Linked DNA regions of Homo sapiens: region 1 is linked to region 2. The links are chromatin loops, found by intact Hi-C in ENCODE. Cell type or tissue: gastrocnemius medialis. All regions are shown on one strand. Each heading gives the region's core, and the rest is flanking DNA. Links, peaks and the distances in the headings are about the cores only.

Evidence for each region. Peaks named below come from ENCODE experiments on the same cell type or tissue, not always from the same donor. Only the 100,000 strongest peaks of a DNase experiment are listed, where the experiment ranks them.
Region 1: a loop joins it to region 2, with 2.1 times the contacts of the local background. A loop is called at or near these places in 1 of 110 quality-filtered maps.

The regions. Positions count from the first base shown.
Region 1 is chr5:135,226,839-135,236,431 of GRCh38, reverse strand. All of the region lies in intron 3 of PITX1-AS1 (PITX1 antisense RNA 1), which reads right to left. LINC02900 (long intergenic non-protein coding RNA 2900) reads left to right here. Exons shown (of 4, transcript NR_037895.1): 4 at 1-198. Among named protein-coding and RNA genes, the nearest start is that of LINC02900, 17 kb to the left of the region's middle. RefSeq lists enhancers at 5,473-5,522, 5,533-5,692, 6,169-6,730, 8,435-8,935. In gastrocnemius medialis, for the core only: no CTCF peak of the experiment used is centred there; a DNase peak (open chromatin) is centred at 5,641; H3K27ac peaks cover 1,385 bases.
Region 2 is chr5:135,369,514-135,379,106 of GRCh38, reverse strand. MACROH2A1 (macroH2A.1 histone) reads left to right here. Exons shown (of 9, transcript NM_138610.3): 3 at 8,965-9,071; 4 at 9,504-9,593. Among named protein-coding and RNA genes, the nearest start is that of MACROH2A1, 25 kb to the left of the region's middle. In gastrocnemius medialis, for the core only: no CTCF peak of the experiment used is centred there; DNase peaks (open chromatin) are centred at 3,876 and 4,786; H3K27ac peaks cover 2,450 bases.

The DNA of each region.
Region 1 (9,593 bases), core at 3,767-7,766, 140 kb after region 2:
ATCAGAGCCACCACTTCTCAGTGTCAGTCCATATTTACTGAGTGCCGACTGCCCGGGACCCTGTGCCAGAGCTGCGCCCCAACCCCATCCATCCCGAGCTTCATGATAATAACATTATTCTTTCCAACTTTGGGCTGATCAGGGTTTATAAGGGCTCCCACTTCACTTTTTACCAAAAGAAAATATCTTTCCTTTGCATCACGATCAACTGTTCAATGTTCCCCTCCCACAGGGGTCCTCTTCCCTGACCTATGTAGTCAGGCCCCTGACAGTAGTGACCATGGACTGAGATGCATGGGCAACACCTGTCACACATACACGCAGTGGTGTTCAGCAAGGGACACTGCAGACCTAGTCAAACCCCTGGGGGCACCTTTAGTGAAGGCTTTGTGCCTCACTTTCTCTCCACAGTCATTCTTGGCAAATCCTGGCACGGTCTGCGTTTGCTCTCGATCAGTGCTCTCAAGGTGTGGTCCCTGGACCAGCAACATCAGCATCATCTGGGAACCTTGGTGAACTGCATTCTCATGCCCCACCCCAGGTCTCCTGAATCAGAAATCCTGGGGTGGAGCTCAGCAGTCTGTGTTTTAACAAGCCCTCTAGGTGATTCTGCTCAAGGTTGAGAACCACCGCTCTATGCGCCCATGTTGTGGGGGGAACAGGCTGCAGGTGGGGGGAGGGGTGCCCCCCGGCTCCTCCCTCTGCCCTCCCTCAGCCAAGGTGCTATGCCGACCTGTCAGCTCACAAGCCTGAGGGAAGCCTTCTGCCCCCCAGGCTTCTCCTCTGTCTGGATCTGGGGTCCTCCTAGGCCCCCACACTAGGCTAGCTACCCCACCTCTTGCTGCAGGCTCCCAAACCCCCATGTGCTGACGAATATAAAATCTTCATTCTCAGCATAATTGAAACATACAACATGCACTGATCACATGCCCGTCTCAGGGGTCTTTGCACTTCCTGCTTCCTAAGCTAAAACCCGCTTCCCCAACTGGTGTGCTCCACTCCCTTGCCTCACACAGGTCTCTGAGTAAATGTCACCTCTTCAGACAGGCCCACCCAGACCACCTCGCCTAAGGGGAATGCCTCTTTTGCTCCATCTTCTTACCCAGCTAACTTTTCCTTCATCTCCACCGAATATTTTGTTGTATATCTACTAATTTGTTTGTGGGGTTTTGGTTTGTTCAGGGTTCTTTTTGTTTTGGGGGCTATTTCCGCCTCTAGGTGGTAGACTCTACGAGGGCAGAGCTTTCTTCATCTTTACTCACTGCTGCATCCTCCCTGCCTAGAACATGCCTGTCACGGAGCAGGAGCTCAGGCAATATATCCCGGGTAAATGAATGGATATGTATATAGAAACAAAAATTAGTGCAATCCACTCCTTGTATTTATCACCCTTGAACACATAAAAGCCAAAGCAAATTTGGAAATAAAATACAAACAAAACTACCAATAAAATTAGATGATGTGTTTTGCTAAAGTTAAATTGCCAAGAATGGGTTTAATAGTAGAAAGATGTGGCCTCGGGCCAGTTCTGTTTCTGTATTTCAATTTAATTAATACCAACGCAGAGAGTGACTGCCTGCAAACAGATGTATGCAAACAGACAAAGTAGCATTAATAACTTTAAGGCTTTGTTTGTAAGTTCGGGTTAACCAGCCTTGATACAACACCAGAACCCTGCACACAACCCTGAGGCATCAGTTTTAATGAGGGATTACCTGATAACTCTATAAAGCTGTCCTGTTCACTTGAAGCCACATTAGCCCATGGTGCTACTAAAATCTGCCTTAAATAGACATTTAGTTCATTTCTTCCTAATTCTAATCCCAGCAATCTCTTCCTCACATAGTTCCCAGCACATTTACTGCCAATGAACTCCAGCAAGTTGCCACATGGCAAGCCAGAATCTGTTTGCCATATGAACGTGACCCTGGTCACCAGCTAATGGGTGCCTGGCCTCCGTCCTGCCCACTGGCATGAGCTTTGTTCCACCTTCACTTTACCTAAACAAATGCAAGCAAACTGAACTTCCTTTGTACCGTGGACCTCAGCAGTGTTCGGCCTTCCCTCGGTGCAAACGCGAGCAATCGAACAAACACCGTTACGAAGACATGTAAAGGGTCTCTTCAGTGGTGCCGTAAATCCAAGTTACGAGGTGAGTACTCAGATAATCTTGATGAGATTGTATGAATTTTAACAGATTTTTATCAAAATGAAAACACAGACTTTTGAGAATTGAAAAACAGGGCTCCAAGCCACTGATGTCTTCACCTATTCCAGGGCCTGGACACTTGTCACCAGGTCCCTCTGAGCAGTGCAGCAAAGCACTGACGTGCCAAATTCCAGCACACAGACCAGGCACAATCTTACTATCCGAAAATGCAATTGGTAAGCCACCACAAACTGTTCAAGTTCCGACCACAGCTGTGCCCCACAGAGCTGTGAATCGTCTCACTGGATTCACACATGTTGAAAATGGTTCTACAATTCTGGCATCTGCCAGAGCTTTCCAGGGATGAAGGCATAATGGGTGCCAAAGGTTTAATTAAAAATTTATGGAAGAAAAACTTACGCTTGAGAACATTACATCCACTCTCTTCAGTTTGAGTTTTATTTCCCCTGCCAGTGTGGACAAGAGTGCCATGATTCTGTTTCATGACAACTTCTAAGTCCCGAGCCTCGCACCTGGAGGGATGCCGGCAGAGGTCATGCTCTGAAATGGGGCCAGCCTCGGCATCCTGCCCAAATGTTTATCCGGAAGTGGCACCTGTCCTGGTGGGGGGGGGGATGGTGCCAAGATCAGCTGCCCTGGAGGCAGATGCCAGGTTCAGTTGACCAAAGGGTCATCTTGTCCAATCTCCTGCCAGCCAGCAGGTCCTCAGCAAAACCATGGGATTTGGTGGATTCTCCTAAGACTCAGCTCCCCAGTCTTAAGCAAAACCAACTCTCCTTCTCCCATCTTCCATCTCCCCAGCTTCTGAGGACAGTGCAGGAACTATCCAGGGAGGAGACAACTCTCCCCAGCCTTTTCTTTCTCAGTAGGAGAGAGTTTTTCACTCAGCAGGAAGAGTTCTTACAGAATCTAGAAAAAAACAGCTCATGCTGCTCTCCATGTGGCCTGAGGACTAGCCCTTACCCTCCTGTGGCTCACTCTCTCCCACATGCCAGGCACAGCCTCTGTCCTGGCACACACCCTCCGTTCTCCAAGAGGAGGAGGGAGTGCCCTGTGTGTCCAGAAAGCATTGCTCTGTGTCAGTCATCTGTATCCACCACCCAAATCAGGGGCGAAGCCAGGAACTCACGAAGACAAAGGCCTGGCAGCCCAAGCAAGCTGTGGGCAGGCGGCAGGCCAGCCGGGACCCAGCAGCAACAGAGAACGGACCCTGGGCTGGCACAGCAGCCAGCAGCAGCAGCCCTCACCTCCCAGGGACGGAGCCGCCCTGCCAAGGGCCCCAAGGCCTGGCTCCATGCCCACCTGCCCCTCACCTGCCCTCAGGGAAGCTTCCGTGCTCTTCCATGTTGCCAGTGGCCCTCAGGATGCCTCCCAGCAGGACCCTAGTTTCAGCTCAAGAACCCCAGAAAGGAGTCTGGGGTCTCAAGAAGAGGGGTTTAGCCGAGCTCCCCTACAACCTAGTCCAGCCTTTTTTTTTTTTTTTTTTTTTTTTTTTTTTTTTTTTTTTTGAGACAGGGTCTTGCTGTTATGCAGGCTGGAGTGCAGCGGCACAATCACAGCTTACTGCAGCCTCAGCCTCCTGGGATAAAGTGATCCTCCCACCTCAGCCTCCTGAGTAGCTGGGACGACAGCTGCATGCTACCATGTCCAGCTAATTTTTTGTAGAGAAGGGGGTCTCTCTGTGTTGCCCAGGCTGGTCTTGAACTCCTGGGCTCAAGCCACCTGCCCACCTCAGCCTCCAGAAGTGCTGGGATTACTGGCGTGAGCCACTGTGCCTGGCCCTAGCCCCGCCTTTTTTTTCTTGAGGCAGAGTCTCGCTCTGTTGTCCAGGCTGGAGTGCAGTGGCACAATCTTGGCTCACTGCAACTTCTGCCTCCCGGGTTCAAGCTATTCTCATGCCTCAGCCTCCTGAGTGGCTGGGACTGCAGGCACGTGCCACCATGCCTGGCTAATTTTTGTATTTTTAGTAGAGACAGGGTTTCACCATGTTGGCCAGGCTGGTCTCAAACTCCTCCTAGCCCCTCTCTTGATGGAAGAGAACCCAGGGCTCCTCCCAGAAACACATTTTGGTTAACTGCTACCTTCTTTTCGTATCTCCTCACTAAAAAGCCTTTCTCTGAGAACCCTTCCTGACAATCATTAAAGGAGGGGGGACATAGAAGTGGCAAGTGCATGCAGTCTGGTCAGGTTGCCCACCTCACAGCAAATCTCCCCCTCTGTCTCCCCAAGCCAGGAGACTGGGCGGGATGGGTGGGGCAAATCTGACTTGGACCCCTCGGTAACCAGTGGGTAAAAAGGGCAGGCTGGTTCCTGCTCACTGAAGTCATGGCACAGTAAGGTGAAGGTGCCCCGAGGGTGGGGAAGGGCCCTGGCAGTCACCCACCTTGACCCAATGGGGCCACAGAAAAGTTGTGAAGAGGCCTTGGAAAAGACTGTGTGGAGGAAGACTTGAAAGGCTGGGTATTGGCTTGGACCCTTGAGAGGAATCATCAGCTAGTCTGTGAATCAGGGGCCTGCTCTGCCTGCAGTTCCTAAGTACCTGCTGGAACTGGGAGCTGTGTTAAGGCTTCTACAGACATTCAACCTTCCCAATGGTCCTAGGAAGTATATGATATTATTCCCAATTAGCAGATGAGATGACTGAGACCCAGCCTGAGGGGCCCATGGTGCCATTCCACAGGTGTTCTTCACTGCCACTCCACGCTCCTGAGCCACACCCTCCTGCAGTGGGGAAGCAGCTCCTCCCTCTGACCCTGGAGGCCCAGGGAGAGAGACTGACCAACCCTGACTCTGCCCTCTGTGGCCAGTCCTCAGCCAGCCCTCTTCCATGCTGTGTTAGTAACTGCATGGCCCCACCCTGCCTGGCCTACGCTGGCCTCTAGCTCCACTCACATGCCCTGTGCACTCCCTCTCCACCTTCCTGGAGCACATCTCTGGCACCAGCACTCACCTACTCCAAAACCTTCAATGGCCCCTGATTTTCAGACTCAAGTGTGGGCAAGCCAGTCGCTGAAGGCCTTGCGTGATTAGGTAATGACTTGTCCTTTCTAGAGGTCTTTTATGGGACTTTCTCCTGTGGGGATACCATCTCCCACTCCAATGGGACTACCCATTGGCACACTATCCTGGATCCTTGCTTTGCCTGAGATTTACCTTCTGCCTGAAACACCCCTCCATGCCCCAAAGACTTCAAATGTGTGCAAACCCAAGGCTGCTGCTTGGAGCTGGTGAGCATGCAGAACTGTGAAGAGAGCTTATCAGCTGGGGCAGGGGCAACATGATGTGGGAGAAGACTCAATGCGTACACGAGCAGGCCACTGGCCTGAAGAGGGAATTGTGGGCACTCTCTGCTCCACACTGGGGTGCTCCCAGAGGGCTCTGCACACGCTGCCCCTGCCCTGGCCCCTTGGCTCGCCATCTTGGCCTCCCTTAGCAACAGCAATGCTGAGTCATCCCTCTCCCATGGGCACGCAGCCCTCTCAGTTCTGTACAAAGCACAGCCGCAGCCACACAGCTCTTATGCAACTTGGCCCTTCTCTGTAAGGGTGTTGGAGGGTGCTGCTGGAGTGGGCTCAGGGCTTTCTCTCAAGCCCCATCTAGGGCACGTCTCCACACTCATGCCCTGCACTTGGAGGCTGGATGCTAGGCGCACCTGGGCATTGGATGGGTCTCTGCCAACCCTGAAGCAGGCATCTGGATGCAGGGATTCCTGAGGAGGGCGGTCCGAGGCAGCACTAGTTCAGTTGAGGCCTCTGCTGACAGCAAGCGGGCCTGTCAGCAGGGCTGGGTGCCTTCTCCTGACCACATACCTTTATCTGCCCCATGCCCCTGTGCTTCCCAAAGCTACCGAGAATCCAGAGGCTGAGCCTCAAGGCGCTGGGCTAGGGGACTGGAGCCTGAGTTCCTGCTCTGCCAGTCTGCTCGGAGCCAGTGTGACTTTGGGAAAGTCCCTGTTCCTCTCTGGCCTCAGTTTCTACATGCATAAAATAGAAGCTGAGACTAGACTGGTGGTTTCCCAGCTTTGTTCCTGGAAGCCCTGGAGTTCTGAGGAAGGATCTCAGGGACCCCTTCACAGGCATGTTGCTAAACCCAAACCCTTCTGCAGCCACACCTGGGGCCTGGAGGCCTATCAAAGCTGAGACCTCTGGTGCCTGGTGCATAACCCTGGGCAAGTGTTTCCCTTCACAAGACTGAACTCTGGCCTCACCCTTTCTTTCCACTAACATACAGGCTTCCACGAAGCCACAGAATGGGGACCTGGCCTAGAGGTCAGCGGGCCTCCATCCTGGGCAAGGCAGAGCAGGGCAGGATGAGGGAGGAAGGGCCAGGCAAGAATGATAGCAGGATCTCGGCAGGAAAACAAGTCCAGAGTCCATGCCCCATAAATCAACGAAGTGAACTAGTTACAAAGTTGCAAGAGCTACAAAGACAAGCAGGGAGCAGTGAGGCAAACAGAGATGAGCAACACCAGAGCCCTCTGGAGGAACAGCAGCAGGAAGAGGTGCTTCCAGAGCCCAGAAACCAGGGCCACCCAGGAGGAACTAAGGTCACCTAAGGGCCTCCTCAATCTGGGAGAGCTGAGGCCACAGAAAGAGGCTGATGAATGATGGCTAGAGACACAGAGAAGACACAACTGCTGCAGAGACACCACCAAAGCCAGAGCTTGGAGGAGACATACCCTTTCCTCTCTCTTCCGCCTGCCCTCCCATCTGTCAGTGCCTCTCATTGGCCAAACTTGGCCAGAGTCAGTTTTCAAGGAAGCCTGGGACCTGTGGTTTGCAAGGCCAGCCCTTGGGATACAGAGCCAAGCAGGGGAAGGGCAAGAATGGATCTGAGAGCGAAGAGGCAAATGGCAGCCATGAAGCCACTCTCAGACCCCCAGAGATCCCTGCCCTTCCAGGTCCTGCCCATACGCCAACATCCAGCTAAAACCATCTTCCCCCAGGAAGCCTGGGTTGCTGGTTCTGGGCCAGCCTGGATCTCTGCCTGGCCACACTCTGGCCTTGGTGCCCCCTTATCCATACAGGATCAGGGCAGGAGGCTCCCACTGCATGCTCTCCAGTCCCATAGATGTCCCTGAAGCTCAGCAGGCCTCTGTCACAGCTGAGCACAAAGGCTGATGAGCCTTTTATCCTCAATTCCCCAGCTGGGTTTCTTTCCAAGAAAATTTATTTTTTCCCAAATGAATATTCCCAGGTCATTTCTTGGGAAATGTATGTCATTGTCATTGGTTTTAAATAACTGGACTGGATGGATGCACAAAAGGAAGCCAAGCACTCCCCTGTAAAATTGCTCTAGGGCCAACCTGACCTTAGAGGGGAAAGGAGGAGGGAGTGCTGCACTGCCTCTGAGAAGACTCACTGAGAAATGCATGTTTAGAGCAAGAGATTCCTGAGGTCCTGGACAGAGGGAAAGATTTTCACTTCACTGAATATGATGGGATCTGGCCCGTCTCTTCCAAGGACCCTTCCCACCCCTGCCTGGCCCCAAGCCCTACTGCTCCCAAGAGTCAGCAGTGGCCTTCTAATTGGCCATGTTCTCCATCCCCTTTTCCCAAGACTCGATAACCCTGAGAGTTGCATTTTCAAACAAAGGCTTGACAATGTCAACTCTCCTCCTATTACCTCTCTGCTGTTTCCCAAATAAACTGCAAGCACCAGAATCTGAGAGATGAGGCCAGTGGAGTGCCAAAGCCAGCTCCTGCTAGCTCACAAGAACCTAGTATTCAGTGACATCAAACTGATAACTTGAAATCAGCCATGGTGGGAATATTTACACCATGGAAATTGGCAAATGCCTCACATCAGAGACTTTTCTACTTTTTTTCCTGAAGAGCAGCTGGTTGTTAAATGCTTACCAACACACCACTAAATGAGGTCTTTGATGTTCTGGGCACATATCACCCTAGCCCCCTCCACCACCACCAATCCCAGTCTCAAGTCCCGTTATCCTCTCTCCCACCCTCTCCCTCCCAGCTGTTCAGCCAACACACCAGGTCTTCCCAAGCCTCCTTGGGAAGCTCATGCTTCCCCCCTGCTGCCAGAGGGGAGAGAACATGAGGGTGCTTCCATCCTGGGTTCAGATCTATCTGTGGAACATTGGGCAAGTTGCTTGCTCTGTTCTCTCACCTATAACAGGCAGACAGCAACACAGGCCTTCATGAACATGAAATAGAAGCATAGCTGTTGCAAGTTCAGCACAGTGCTTTCCAAGGATGGGATCAGACAATGACAGCCCCTTCTCTACTAGCAAAAATTCTTTCATGCCTCAAGGTTCAGCCTGAATTCCACCTCCTTTGTGAAGCCAGATCTGTGAACCCAGCAGAAATGTCCTATTCCCTCCTGGCAGCCTATCCCTGGTGACTGTAGCTCTGTGACATGAGACCAGAGTCCCTTGTGAGAGCAGAGCAGACAGCTGGCAGGTGAGGGGCAGGGGTGAAGAGAGGGGGACAGGATTTACATGCAGCTTCATGAGAAGCAGGATTACAGGGCTGACAAAGCTACCAGGACCACTCATGCCCTTACCCATGGACTAGACAGACAAGAAAATAACAGAAAAAACTCCTTCCTAGGATAGAGACGCTCCCTCCTTCTGGCCTCACGCACCTGCAGGCACCTTCCTGACAGTGGCAGGAGGGAGATACAGCATGTGGGACATGTGGCCTTATGTGAACTCGGCATGAATCAGCCTCACAAAGCTCACCTCCAACCACCAGCCCACTTGCAAAGGTAAGGGAAACGTCCAGAATGTGAACCCCCATCAGCCCAGCCCAGATGCCACTGGCTGGCCAGGCCGCAGGAGCTCTGCTGTCTTTGGGATGAGAAATGCCACTCTCACTGCTTGGCTCCTGCCAGCCCTGGGCAGCTGAAGAGGGACAAGGCTGGGAGGGACTAATGTCATTTCTACCTCTTAGGAGGGCTGGACTGCAGCAGAACCCAGCGTGGTCAAGGGGGCACCTCCACCTTCCTGTGAAGAGCTCAGCAGATCCCCAGCAACTGGCAGATGTTATTATTCACAACTTACTTGCTGTGTAGCCTTCAGCAAGTTGGCTGACCTCCTTGGGCCTCAGTTTCCTCCTCTGTAAAATGGGGGAAAAAACAGTACCTTTTCCTAAGAAGTTATGAAATAAGTGATTAAGTACTTCAAGCTGTGTCTGACACACAAGTGCCTAATAGGTATTAGCTGTTATTATTTATTGCCCCCTTTTTACACAGGAAGAAAGTGGACTTTAAAAGGGAACTTGGGTAGACATAATTTGGAGTTTTTGTCCCAAGTCTCTGCAGGATCAAATCTCTAAAGGAAATGCTGTGGGTGAGCCTAAGCCTGGAGCCTCCCAAAGAGAAAAGCCTGTGTCTCTTCTGTCTCCAGCAAGGACAGTAGAACAGGGGTTCCTGAAGGTCTGCTTGGAGCCCAGCACTGCGTC
Region 2 (9,593 bases), core at 3,025-7,024:
TTCCCTTGCCATCGATATTCTGATTGATGCTCCTTGTGGTAACTAGTAGCTGAGGTAGTCTTTGGTTCACATTTATGTTGCCTCTATAAATCTGAGTATTGACTGCTAAAAGTCAATATCTGCTGTTCATTCAGAAAATGAGGGTACTTAACTTGAGTAGCATTGTTTTTCTTGCCCTTTCACTCCCACCCCAGGCCCTGGCAGTCTCTAGTTCATATTCTAACTGTGGCTTGTAATACTAGTTTTAGGGACTTCGGGGGAAGTGCTCTGAATTCTAGGTAAAGGTGGAACAGTTAAGTTCCAAAACATCTGCCGTATGTTGAACAGTTACTGTGTGCTAGGCACTGATTAAATGCTTTACATTTGGTAATTCATCGAATCCTCAAACCACCTAGCTTTCTTAGGAGTAAATTGAGGTTCAGAGTTTAAGTAACTTCTCCAAAATCACACAGCACAGAAACCTTAGCAGTCAGAGGAATTGGACCCCAGAGCACTTCATCCACTTGGCATTTCCTTTGTCTTGAAGCAGCCACCGTACACCTCAGGAAGACTGGTAAATGCCCGGTCCCCAAGGCTGGCTCGATGAAGACACAGCCTGAGGGGACAGACTCTGCAACAGTCATGGGTGATTGCCAGAGACATTCCTGTGGCCTCGTATGGGCAGGGAGGACAGGGGTCCTGCAAGATAGGCCTTGAAGGATAGGCAGCCCTGGACAGGGATGAGGAAAGTCTAGAGCGCACAGGCAGGAGGTGGGTGTGAGCACAGGAGGGGCGAAGTCCCCTGGAGTGACATGTGCTGGCCCGCCGGGAAGGGGCGGTCTGGTGCATGTTAGAGCTGCTGCTGTAGCAGTGGCAGAGCAAGCGAGGTACTGGGCAGAGAGCTGCCCTGAGGAGCCACAGCAGGCGTCGGAGAGGGCAGTGCCCAGTCAGGTATGGGGAGCTTGTGTCACTCAGTGGCACTGAGGAGGGCTGGAGAGTGGGAAGCTTTTTGGCCAATGTCCTTTCATTGTCCCCTTAGCGAAGAGGAGGTGGAATCCTAGGTGTTGGAGCTTAGGCAAATCCTTAGACAAGCAGTCCTCAGCATCGGGAATCCACACCGGCAGACAGCACAGAGGCCAGGCTGGTAAAGACCTCAGGAGCTATAGTGCCCTCTCAGGGGCCTCCCTTTCTATGACACACTCACACTGCTCTAAAAACAGCCATGAAAAAAGAACCTAGAAAGTCTTCGCATGCTCAGAACCATTTTTTGGGAGAAGCAGGATTAAGCAGGCTGGGACAGAGTGTCTGAGGGTAAGGGGGCTTGTGACCTGTGGTACCAAAGGCCAGCTGGGGCAGCCGATAGCAGAAGTGCCTGCAGCTTCTCATCTATCCAGTGTTATAATTATTTTCATTTTGAAAGGAAAATATGCAGAAGATAAATTCAAACAGCACAAAAGGGAGTAGAGCAAAACGTCTCCCTCTGACCAAGTCCCTGATTCTGCTCCCAGTGGGCGAAGCTGCTCCCCTGTCTTGATGAACATGTGTAGCCCGATTGCAGACGTCGCCTCCTCCCCCAACACAGTGCAGCCCACGAAACTCACTGTTCTGCTCCTCGCTCTTTCGCTTTGAGTCCATCTGGGAAACCGTACCATGACAGGGCTCCTTAAATGAGTTTCCTCTTTACATTATACTCTTCAAATCATTTCATTTCAGCAGACATCGCTGATTGTTCACCCCTTCCTGAGATGAATTAAGAACAAATGGCTGTGGTTTTCCCTATCAAAACAAACATACATATTAACCATTTCCTTGTAACTTAATTGAGAGTCCTTGACAGCAAGTGATTGGTGGGTCAGAGGTCCTGCCCAGCTGCCAGCCAGGCCTTGGAGTAGAACAGGTTTCTCAGGGCCTCCCCAGGCACCTTCTCCTTCCCAGGGCCTTGACTTCTACTGCCTGAGCCACTGGCTCTGCACGCTCTGCTGTGGTCAGACAAAAGCCCCAGACCTCATTCCAAGGTAGAGATGCCTGTGGGGGCGCCCTGGGTGCTGTGTTCCATCAAGGCAGGTCTGGCAGCACCGAGGTTAATCGAGTTCAAGTGCATTTTTCAAACATATGTTAACTGTTAAGCATAACAGCAAAGAGTAAACTATTGGCAGAGGAAACACCAGGTTTTCTGTTGCTTTTTTCCTCCTTTTGGCACAAATCCATCCATCGAAATCATCCAGTTATAGATAGAGGAAATCGAGGCAAAGGAAGTGCAGTTTTCTCCTGGTAATCAAGCTTGTCGCACTTTTTTAACAGTGCAGTTGTAGCCTCAACAGTAGTAGCTTGAATTTACTGAGTATACTAAGCATTTTACTTGGTAACTCATTAATCTCATAAGCCTAGAGGTAACCTCAGGTATCACTCCCCCTGTACAGAATAGGAAACTGAGGCTTAGATGCACTTGGCCACATCTTACAGATAATTACAGGAGCTGGGATCCAAACCCCGACGGTCTGTCAGCAGACCCCGGGCTCTCACCACAGTGCCATTTGCGATTGCTGCCCTCCCCTGCAGACAGAGCGGGCAGCTGAAACAGCACCAGAGGTGAGGAAGGCAGAGGAAAACTTCCTGACAAGGAAGATATTCGGGCACTGAGTTGGGTTGGTGGGTTAGATTAAGGTAATGTTTGCTAAGAATCATAGCTCCCCTGTGTTATTATGTATAATGTAAACTTATTTATTTTTTACTTTGAAATAGGGCTGAAAGTTCCAGTCAGTGGAACTTACTTTACAGATTCCCAAATTAAGCTGCATTTCCATCTTATTGGGAGACTTTGTGGGAAGGCAGAAGACTGGACCAAATGCTGTCTCTGAGACCCCTGGCTCCTCCTGGACTTTTCGGAGGAGTCTGCAGTGGGCTTAACAACAGTAGAGGAGTTTGTGTCAGGCTTGGAACCATCTTTGGAATACTACTTTCAATCACTGCTGTAGGTTTTATTTTCTCTATGGAATTCTGGTTCCTTTGAGGCCCCTGGGACAAGCAGATGGAGAGCTTTGCTGTGGCCCAGAGCTCCCAGCTGATGGCTGGGCAAGCTTCAGACCCTGCCACTCAACCTCCTGAAAAGGTGGGATGGGGGCAATGGATTCTGGGATGCGGCTGCAAACACTCAGAGCCACCAAGGGAATTGGAGGAGGTTGTGGTGTGGTCAGAATGCAGGAAGCTCTTAGCAGTCACCTTCCGATTGGGGTTGATTGGGTTAAGGCCTTCTGGGATGGTGTAAAACAGTTCTGAACTCAAAGGACTGCTGATGGAAGGATGATGAATCGAAAGAAATACAATAAACAGATTCCTTGTCATGTTGTTGGCCTTGTAGCAAACATGTTTTCTCCTTGGGATTACGTGAACATTTGCTTTTCTTTGATTTCTGGTTGTTATTTTCAGTATTTCTTTTGTTAAATGAGCTCTGTTTTACAGAGCTTCAGACAGCTCCGTTAAAGCCCCTGACTCTTTCCTATTGCAAGGGTTGTGTTTAGAGTTTGGCTCAGCCTCAACACATCACCTGTTAGCTGTTAGGAGTCTAATTCTGCAAACCATGACTTCATCTTGCTGAAGGAAGATAGACAAAATGCTTCAATACAACAGATATGTTTTAGTTCAAGACATTTGGAAAAAAGAAAAAGGACCCTAAGCCTTTCGTCTCTGGGTGGACTTGCAAAGTAGACCTGTCAAAGGTATTCATGTTCAGACGGCTGGTCTGTAGTCAAAAAGGCTGCCAAACCATGCTGTTATCCAAGGATGTGGGAATTTTGTCAAGCGGCCTTAAAACAGTCATGTTCAATGAAGCTGGGGAACGTTTGGCCCAGGATGTCCCTGCAGGGCTTGCAGCTCTGAGGAGAGGGAATATGGTTGCATCATCTAGGCCACTACAGATGATGGTGCCAGCCACTCACTAGTTGCCAGAGACTGGCCCTGGCCAGGAGTGAGAACCAGAGGCTTATGTGTTTTGAAAAACAAAAATCTTAGAAGAGTTAATGAGCTGGCCAGTTTGCTCACCATTCAACTTGTTCCCTTTGCACCATTTATAATTGGGAACTTTACCACACTTACAGTCCTCTTCAGAGCAGACCCTAAGCGCCTTGGGCCCCAAATCAGTCTAGTATTGGTCATTGGTAACAAAACTTAGACTGTCACCGACTGAGAATACTTGGCTTGATGGGGTGGAGAACCTGGTAAGGGGTTCTGTTTCTTCTCCTAATTGTTCTTTTCCGTTTCTTCCTGTGGTTTCTTATGGATTCCATTTATTTTGGTTACAGCCTCCAGGCTGTGGCTCCTGAAAATTTCCTTCAAGAGAGAATCCAAGGGCTGAGCTCTGGAAACTCTGGAGAAAAGGATTTTTGTGTCCATAGATCTGGTGTTTTCCTGGTTATCTTTCTCAGAATCGCTTTTCTTTTAGACCAGCCACAGACAAAACAGAGACTCACAAAACCTTCCAAAACATGAAATGAATTGAGTGCAAGAACCCACCCTCCCCCTTGTAGGAAGGCATCGGCTCCATTCACTTTGAGGCAGAGGCTTAAGTTGGCTCTGTTCTAGCCTAGGAGAAAGCCCTCCTTGCTGGTGGGAATGTGAGGGCCATCCCAGTGTGCATGGGGGGCAGGCAGGCATTGCTGTACAGCCCTGAGCCTGGGGCCTCCATGACTTTGCCCTCCATATTATTGCAAAGCAGAGGATCACTTACAGGGAAGAAAACTACATCAGGACATCTCCTTTGGTGACGTGTGCCCTGTCCCAATTCCTCAGCAGTCAGTCACCCTCTCCGCTCCCCCCTGAATAGGAACATGCCCTGGAGAGCAGATGGGAACCGTTCCATCTTGTTGAGTTGCTGGCATTTTGCACCTCTGCTGTCTCTGCAGCAGGCAACTCTTTCTTAGCCAGGAAAGCCCTTTACGATGGCTTTTTCTAAACCTGGACTAAGGATGAGAGGGTGAGTATTACTGATGGTTGGCAGGGGATGAGTGTGTATTCTGGGTTACTGCTTTTGTTAAGTCGGGCACCCTCCATTTTCCCTGGCCATGGTGAAATGCCCCGGCCCTCTGCTGCTGCAGCACAGGAGAGGGGTGGGACACTGAATATACTTCTCATAAAAGGTGTGTTTCTGAGGTGCTCTGTCTTGTGTGTCCCTTAACGATGGGGTTACTATGGTAACTATCCATCTGAAAAAAATGCAAGAGTAAACAGAAGATAAAGCTCTTGCTTAACTAGCTGGAAGGTGGATCTGTGCCCCTCTTTGTTATCCCTACTTGACACAGCTCCCTCCTCCCTACCCACAGGGCTGAGGGCCCACCCTATGGTGGTAGGAGTATGGAGAGGCAGTAATTTTGGCTTGTGCAGATAAAAGATGAGCTGGGGTTTTGCAAAAAGGAAGAGTCTTGGATTCTGGGGCTCCTTGGTAAAGAAGGCAACAGAATGACATCCCTGCCCAGCTCTTTCTAAGGAGCTGAGATGCTCCTCCTTCTGCCCCTCCTTATCCACCTTGCTACTCACTGTCACTTACAGGTTGGTCCAGTGTGGCATCCCTGATTCCCAGTTGAATAGCAAAACATAAGCATGGTCCTTCAAGTTTCTCTAATGGAGAAACTGAGGCTACTGAACTTTTCAGTCACAAAGTAAGAGCATAAAGGGGTAAAGCTTGCGAAGCCAGGGATAATGTCCTCTAGCTCCTGGAGAATCCATTTTCAGGTTTCTCAACCCGATGTGCTTACTTCTGGGCTACTCTGTTGCTTTCTGTTCTTTACATACTACCTGCCCTCACCCAAGTCAGGGGCCCAACCACACTCTTCAGGTCTTTTTATCCATCATTCTCATTTTTCCTGCACAAAAAAAAAGTGAAGGCAGCACTGCAGAAAATATAGACCACATCCCTCCCCTCCTCCCCGACCACCAACGGCCACTGAGCCTTCTCTCAGGGAGGGCCTTCCTCCAACGTTTTGGGCAGGAAGAGGAAACAGGCCACCTCCACTTTCCTGAGAAACTGTACCTTCAAACGATTTTCTTGCCAAAGGGTTGGGCTTAGGACTTAGCAAAACAGGTCACCACTGTGGGCATTCTCCTTCTGCCTCCCTTCCTCTCTGTTAATGAGGGGGCAGATAAAGCATTCTTGGCACATTATGGTCAGAAGATTGTAATCCATCAGCCTCCTCCTGTATATTCTGGCTCTGCAGATACCGATGGCCCAAAACTTCGTTGTGGCCTCCAAAAGGGGAAGGTTGTGGAAGGGAGGGGAAGCCAGCAAAGTGGGCTACAGCTCAGTGGTGCTTGATATGCCTCTCAGGCCTTCCTGCCGTGAGGATTCTGCCCAGCACCCATCGTGGCTGACTCTCCTTCATGTTCCATTGCTCCCAGGCTCTGTGTTCTTGTTGGGCTTAGACTCTTGGTTTGGCATCCTCTTGGGCCGTGGGCAGGACAGTGGCATTACGGATGTGCTCTCCCGCCCATGAACACAGGAGAATGAAGGCCAAGCTGGGCTGGCCAGGCAGGCGCTTCTGCATTCACAGTACCCAGGGCCCAAGGTCACATAGGCATCACAGGCACCTTTTTGGCTTGGCCAAGGTGGGCCCATCACTGCTGGGCATTGGGACACTACCACGATCAATGATAGGGAAGCTTCAGTGAAAATGCTGGGTGGCCATCTCCCTCCTCCACTGGTAAACTAAACTGTGCTGACACTGGTACAGGGAAGGGAATAGCGTTGTGGAGACTGATGGGTGAAAGTGGGAAATGTGAGCCCCTCCACCAGATTCCATGTAAGCACTGGCTATCTTGCCTTCCACCCTGCCTTAGTTTTGTGGCTCTCACATGTATAAAGCCCAGGTAAGGGACCCTGTGGCATTCTTTATCACTCTCTGTATCACTGGCATGTGTAGCCCTGCAGGCCTGGGAACACTGAGAAGACAGGGGCCTCCTGGTGCCTTGGGTCCCTCCTGCCAAGCACAGAGTTGTGTGTCATCAGTATGGTGATTACTGAGCAAAGGAATTCCTGCCTTGGATTTAGGGGGAAACCTGCTATTTCAAGTGTGTCTGATCTCCTCCCGCCCCTGCCCCCAAAGCTAATATGAGAGTTTCCTTGAGTAGCCAAGCAATTTTTCAGCTTTACACACATACAGCAGGTTATTTGCATTGGGTGGAGCTGTTAGTACCTCTTAAAAATGCATGCCCTGTGTCATACCGTAAATTTTTAACACACGATTTTTATGCAGCTAGAATTTTCTTCCTAGTTATTTCATAATGATTCTGAGTGCTGGTGTTGCTGGAGAAATCTAGTGTTTACAACATAACTAAATATTAGAAATTCTTTAGTACTGGGAGGAGGTCAGATTTGAGTTGGGCCCAGAAGGGTAGCCTAGAATGACATCCCAGTGTGGGCAGAATTGCAGAAGTGGAGAATATAAGATCCATTCTGGGTCTATCCGTATGCCTCACTAAGAAAACAAGGAGACAGTGATGAGGTTGACAGGTTACCAAGAGAACTGTAATGCCAAGGAGAAAACCAGGTTTTGCCAAAGGGTACTTCCTAGTTCCCACCATCTTTGGTGCTGTGGAAAACCTGTCTTGTCTTGTGAGACTGTGCCCAGATGGCAGGTAAATCAGCTCTTAACTTAGTACTAACTATGGGTTATGCTCATAGCCCTTCTAGTTTTTATTTTCTTGCATACATTTTATTTTGAAAAATTTCAAACATACAGAATGTCAAGAATACACTGATTTCATCACCTTACATATTTGTTTCCTTGTGTTAAGAACTTTTAAAATCTATTATTTTAGCAATTTTTAAATATACATGATTGTTAACTATAGTTACTATTCTGCACAATAGATCATTAAAACTTCTTCTAACTGAAACTTTATGTCCTTTGACCAACATTCGCCCCGACCCCACCCCCAGTCCCTGATTCCACATAGAAATGAATTCATGCTATATTTGTCCTTCTGTGCCTGGCTTATTTCACTTAGCATAATGTCCTCCAGGTTTATCCATGTTGTTGCAAATGACAGAATTTCCTTGAAAGAGGAATGTTCTTATAATCATATACCTAGATTTAACAACTGTTAACATTTTGCCATATTTGCTTTATTCCTTAGAGCTTTTTCAGAATGGAGGGCAAGTTGTAGGCATCAAGATGCTTCACCCCTAAATACATCAGCATGTATCTCCTAAGAACAAGGATGCTCCCTACAGAATGGCAATACCATTATTACACTTAAGAAAATAATCCCGTGTGTCTGATACCCAGTCCACATTCAGAGCTCTTCAGTTGTCTCCAAAATGACTTTCCTAGCTTTTATTAAAAGAATCAGAATTTCATCAAGGAGTGACACATTATATTTGGCTTTTACATCTTTTTCACCTTTTGAATCTACAACAACCTCCCCCCACACACACACACTTTAAAAAATGTATTTGTGATGTTGACTTTGTAAAGAATCCAGTCACATCCTTCCAGTTTTGCATCCAGATGTGCAGGCATTCAGCATTGATGTAATCAACAAAGATTTAACAGGCCTCCTCAATAGCAAGCCATCCTGTCCTTGAAACTCTAAGCAGGCATGGTATACTCTCAGGGACCACACTGAGGACTTTGGGTTTGGCCCTGGTGACATCTGCAGTGCTAACTGCAAGCACCCTTTCTGGGAAATGAGAGCTGGAACTGGGTTCAGATCTCAGCCCTCCCACTCACTCACTCAGTGATCTTCAGCTGGTCCCTTCTCCCTCAGCTTCAGTTCCTTCATCTCCCAAACAAGGGCATTGGACCTGGGGCTTCCTAGGTCCCACTCAGCTTTGCCATTCAGCACCTCTGTGACTCTGCCCACAGCTTTTCACCTCAGGGTAGCTGCTTCCTGAAGCAGCTGCCTCTGCCCATTCCTGGCACTGTGAATGTGGGGACCGGGGCGGGGACACATGGTCCTCTAACATGACCATACACTCATCTCTGCTCCCCACAGCGGAGATTCTGGAGCTGGCTGGCAATGCAGCGAGAGACAACAAGAAGGGACGGGTCACACCCCGGCACATCCTGCTGGCTGTGGCCAATGATGAAGAGCTGAATCAGGTATGGGCCTCTCCCATCTCCCACTGATGTTTGAGCAGGTGGTCATACTGCCCAAGAAACATAGCTGAGAGGCTTTGGTGTTGGCTGGTTATGAAAGGTGTGGACTGCCTTTTGGATTAATTAGCAGCTTCTCTGCCTCCCATGGCAGTTTTTCCCCAAGGCCTTATTGGGAGTGTTGGGGGAAGCAGGATAATACAAGGTATTTGGCTCTCCCGAAAGGAGAGAGATGATCTAAATTCCATTTGAGTGAGGGACTCTGGGGACTGGATCCCTGAGCAGTGAGCTTGAGTCCTGGCAGCATCCTCATGGAGGATGCCATGGAGGAAGGAGCTGCACCAACCCAAAGCAAGACTGTCCTGGGCAGGGCTGGCTTCTTGAAGGTTAGAAGCAGGGTATCTGGCTCACTATCTGCTATTCTGGTTTTCCTGAAAGCTGCTAAAAGGAGTCACCATAGCCAGTGGGGGTGTGTTACCCAACATCCACCCCGAGTTGCTAGCGAAGAAGCGGGGATCCAAAGGAAAG